Regions from separate parts of the Homo sapiens genome. Here region 2 is linked to region 1. A link is an interaction called in ENCODE POLR2A ChIA-PET data of the cell type or tissue named here. Cell type or tissue: PC-3. All regions are shown on one strand.

Region 1 (2,500 bases):
AAGCTGCCCAAATTTTAACATCCTGCTGTCTTCTCACTAGTAGTTTCCTTGACTATATGCATTGAAAAGTATCTGTTTATAATGGAATTTACCCTCATAGCTACAAATACCTTTAAACCCAGAAGGACATTAGGCAGTAATGTGCAACTTTTAATTTTATAAATAAAGAAACTTCGAAGTCATTAAATGACTTGATCCACATAATGCAGCTCATTAATGTCAGGCAGGGACAGGTTTGAAGCCAGGTCTCCGGACACCCCAGTGGGTACACCTTTTATAGTCTTGGAGCAAGTTGGTGTCATAAAAGCAATTGATTTGCTCTCCTGCTCTTGAACTCCTGTTTTCATTTAGGTACCTGGTAGAATGCTGGGTAATGAGAGAGTCAAACCTTACTTTAACAGAAGAAAAAGATCATGTTCTGAAGCTGTGTGACATAAACAGCAAAGATAGGTGCTTTTCTCCTTTTCCACACTGACTGATTTCCGTTTCAAAAAAGAATATCAAACTTGTTTGAAGATTTCAAATGATTTTTAATAAGCCTAGCAAATTTCAAGCAACTCAATAAAGCGGGATGTGGAGATGCAGGGAACTCATTTGGACCTGGACTTAGAATTCATGAGTCACCCCACCCAAGTGTGCACAAACAGATTCTGTATTTGGGCAAGCAGAAGTGCCTCTGTCTGCAGAATTTCAAATACGTGGAACTCTTCGGGTCTGTGAGAGGATCCACGATGTTCTTCTGGAATGGAGCCAAGCCCTCAAGTTCTTTTGTAGCTATTGCTCAGATGTGTCAGTCAGGCAGGCAAGACGTCTGTGCTGCCATTTTCCAATCCCCCTAGCCTGGGCCCCAGAGAAGTTGTAAGGCTTGTTCTGTGCTGAGGAAGGCACCTGTGGTCATACCTGAGCCATTACCTCAGTTTCAGAAATCTGCCTTGAGAGCATTTATAACCCCCTTGGTAGAGGTTGAGTGGCTTGGGGGCTGGAGTCCAAAGTGACTGGTCTAAGAGAAACCAATGGATTCGTATTGATGTCAGGGTGATGTTGATGGGGAATGGAGTTGGTGTGACTAGGGCCATGGTTTCTGTTCATGGGCTACCCTCTGAGGGGATGGACAAGCGAGGAGCAGGTAAAGCCACAGAATAGCCAACAGTAGATTGCCTGGCACTGAGGTCTGCATGTGTGGGCCCAGTTTGTCAGTTTATCATAAAATCCCATACACTTCAAGATTTGCCCTCTTTCTGGCATCCTCAGTATCTGACATGTTTCAAATCTTAAAAAAAAGGTTAGTTGAGGAAGCTAGCTTTAGGTTAGAACATTTGACAGATTAGCAAATGGAGCCCCAAGTCGAAGAACTGCCATCTGATAAGAAGGAGATAACAGCAGCAAAAGGATCATTCTGAGTCACTCTGGCCGTTCTTTTGAGGCCCAGGAATCCTGCCAGCTTCTAGGGCCCTTGGAGTGTCACTCGGCCACGGGAGGTGTCATTACAGATGTTCATAATGACCTTGAGCATCCATGAAAAGCTGTTACTTGAGGCTCCTTAGTTTTTCAGTCACAGCCAGAGTAATATATAAGACATAAAAATTAATGTGGCTGGGCGTGGTGGCTTACGCCTGTAATCCCAGCACTTTGGGAGGCCAAGGCGGGTGGATCATCTGAGGTCGGGAGTTCGAGACCAGCCTGGCCAACATGGTGAAACCCCATCTCTACTAAAAAGACAAATACAAAAATTAGCCGGGCATGGTGGCATATGCCTGTAATCCCAGCTACTCAGGAGGCTGAGGTAGGAGAATCACTTGAACCTGGGAAGCGGAGGTTGCAATGAGCTGAGATCATGCCACTGCACTCCAGCCCGGGCAACAAGAGTGAAACTCCATCTCAAAAAAAAAAAAGAAGAAATTAATGGAAGTGTTAGGCTCCGTTTTCTTTTTCCCCCCTCCCCTCCCTTTCCTTTTTTCCTCCCTTCCTCCTTCCCCTTTTCTCCCTCCCACCCTCCCTTTCTTCCTTCCTTTTCTCCTTCATTCTTTTTTTTTCTGATGGAGTCTTGCTCTACTGCCCAGGCTTGAGTGCAGTGGCTTGATGAACACAGCTCATTGCAGCCTTGACCTCCCAGGTTCAAACAGTCCTCCCACCTCAGGCTCTTGAGTAGCTGGAACCACAGAAGTACACCACCACACCTGGCTAATTTTTTTTTTTGTGTGTGTGTGTGTGGAGACAGGGTCTCTCTATGTAACCCAGGCTGGTCTTGAACTCCTGGGCCCAAGTAATCCTCCCACCTCAGCCTCACAAAGTGCTGGGATTATAGGTGTGAGCAGCCACACCTGGTCTTCCCCTTTCCCTTTTTCTTTATTGGCTCTTTTTCAAAGGTTAATGTAAGCTTTTTGGAAATTCACATTGTCTTCCTGACAGTTATAGGGCAAAGTAGTATCTACACCCTGGGAACACCTAGCACATCTTTCTTAGAAGCCCTTAGCAGTTGTTCATGAGCTTTGATTTTTTA
Region 2 (2,500 bases), 120 kb before region 1:
GTCACTTTTGTTACAAATCAAGTGAACGTATGTGTATGAGTTTGTTTCTAGATTCTCTAATCTGATTCCTTGGCCTATTTTCATTATCTTTGTGCCAGTACTATACTATTAATGACTAAGCTTTGCATTGAGGTTTCATATTGGGCAGTTTAAGTCGTTCAGCTTTGATTTTCTTCCTCAAGATTGCACAAGAGCTGCATTTATTCAAACAGGTTCATTTTATTTGTTGTTTTATGTTGTCTCACTTTTATCCAGCATCCCAATGTTATTTGACACTGTCCTAGGTTGTAGAGGTCACACAGGCTCTGCCTCTGCCTCTGCCCCGGAGGAGTTTTATGATCATGTTTTGGGACTTAGAAATATCCATGTGTGATTTGGGTATGCTTTGAGGATCTGTATGCTCAGATCCATTAGAAATGGGTAAAGGCAGACCAGATCTGACACCCACACAAGAGAAAGTGACAGCCTGATTTCTGATAGTCTAGAGACTATCAGACTTCTGCCTGTTACAAACAATGAAAATATAAACAGTGGGAAGGCAAACAATGTGATGAATTGTGGTTTTGGTTCCTTAGGTTGACAGGAAAGAGTTTTTTCCTTTTGGGCATGTTAGAGCCTAGATTTTGGATCCTGATGTGAGTGCTGATGAAATCCATTTGGATCCATTAGATCCTGAGAGCACTGAATGTCAGGAGCTGTGGTTGAAGGACCAGAGCAGGGCTTGGCCTTCGCAGTTTAGCTCTTTAAAATGCCATCCTGATTCAGGTTTTCCTTGTTGATTGGCTTATGACTCAATCAGGAGTGAAGTGTGGATTTCCCTATTGCTTCTCTCCCCAACCCCCAGAATGCCTGTCTCAATAATTTAGGATAGATGGGGCATGGCCAGAATGAGAGAAGCATCCAAAGTCATAGAAGCTGGTGGAGAAGGCCCTGGACTACTTTTGTATGCAAAGTAGGGAGGGCCGTTTCTGATGCAGCACAATTAGAATTCTGAATCAGCCAAGGGGGCCGCATCTGGGCAGATTGCTGCTGGGACCTGGAGTGAGGCCAGTGCCAACATATCATTTAAGTTGGCTGTCAACAGACTGTGTAACATTGGGTGAGTCTCACCTGGCCTTTAGTAAGCAGGGATGACTCTCCAGGCATTTACCTATAGACTTCCCTCTTAGGGAGCCATTTCTAATGGTATAAGACCCATTTCTAGGCATTCCATCAGTCATGCAGCTGAGGGGACTTCTTGAAATGGTGTATATACTTATATTTATCTTGTATGTTAATGTCTTTTTACTTCTACTTTTGATTTTTACTTTATGCTCATTGTCATTTAAAATACCGAGTTATAATAATCGGATGGTGAATCGTACCAACTAAGAAAGTGATGTGATCCATAGGTTAGTGGCTAAGGAGTGTTGTTTTCCTGGTGTTTTCTTTATTTTTAGTAAGCATTATGGTTGGTTAGTCTACCCCAAGTGTATGTTGACTCCACAGGCTACTGGAATTGGGGAGTTAGTCTTAAGGTTTTCTTTGACTGTTACTCCTGGGAAAAGGCTTATGAGTTTTCCTTTTGAAATACTGACAGCTCCTTACTGCTAACAGTTGGGACGTTTGCTCTCTTAAAGCAGGAAAGAAGCTTCTGTTTCTGGGGTTGAAATGTGTTTCCCGAGGTTAAGTTGTCCATTTCCCAGGGTGGGAGTGACTTGGGCTACGAGTCATGTCCTCTGGTTCACGCTCACTTTGGGCATGCACTGTCTTGGTATCAGGTCTTTGCTTTGGAATGGTCAGATAGGATAGATTGCCTGAAACTGGGTCTGTGGCCTTGTCCTTTTGAAGGAGTCCACTGATAAAGAACAACAATGATCAGCTTGACTGGTGGTAGTGACGGGAGAAAGGAAGGGGCAGGATTTCTGTTCTCAATGGCTAACAGATTCATTAAGGGGATGGGGTGGGCTATTCCCCTAAAGGCTGGTAATGCAGAGTGGTCCCATCAGAGCTGCATAGCATGAAATCAATCAGAGCTTTTCTTGAGCTGTCACCTGGGCAAGTACTTAGGGCTGATGGAGCGGAGAATTAATCAGGGATTCTCAGGAGGGTAATGCTAAGTCCTCTAATGGGATGCTTAGCATTGGGGCTTGGTGAAGAGATATTGGCTTGTTGATGGGATTCTGTTGACACGGAAGTGATTTTTGAAAACGAGAAGGAGTAATTATCCACTCCTCCCTGCTGAAATTAGAGGGAACCTGTTGGCATTGGCACCAAGGCTCACTGGCTGCTGCTGTCGTTGTGGCACATGTTGCCTCAGTTCTCAGCATCAGCATTCCCATTCCCTGAGAATTCTGCCCTGTCTCTGACAATGACATACTTTCTGTGCTTCCATCTCTTCTGTGGTTGCCTACAAAATCCAGGCTGCCAATCTTCACTTGTATTTTTCTCAGGCCACTTGTTAGCAAGGTTGGCTAGTGTCTTAAATGGTAGGAAAATAATAACACAACCCACTTTACAT

What was found. ChIA-PET counts read pairs that join two places held together with the same protein. Peaks named below come from ENCODE experiments on the same cell type or tissue, not always from the same donor. Only the 100,000 strongest peaks of a DNase experiment are listed, where the experiment ranks them.
Region 2: POLR2A ChIA-PET joins it to region 1 with 6 read pairs; 2 of 35 experiments call an interaction of 5 or more read pairs at or near these places.

The regions. Positions count from the first base shown.
Region 1 is chr11:12,875,780-12,878,279 of GRCh38, forward strand. The region is part of intron 5 of TEAD1 (TEA domain transcription factor 1); the gene reads left to right. Among named protein-coding and RNA genes, the nearest start is that of TEAD1-AS1, 46 kb to the right of the region's middle. RefSeq lists an enhancer at 450-950. In PC-3, no CTCF peak of the experiment used is centred here; no DNase peak of the experiment used is centred here.
Region 2 is chr11:12,754,012-12,756,511 of GRCh38, forward strand. The region is part of intron 2 of TEAD1 (TEA domain transcription factor 1); the gene reads left to right. Among named protein-coding and RNA genes, the nearest start is that of TEAD1, 81 kb to the left of the region's middle. RefSeq lists a silencer at 1,591-1,885. In PC-3, no CTCF peak of the experiment used is centred here; no DNase peak of the experiment used is centred here; H3K27ac peaks cover 806 bases.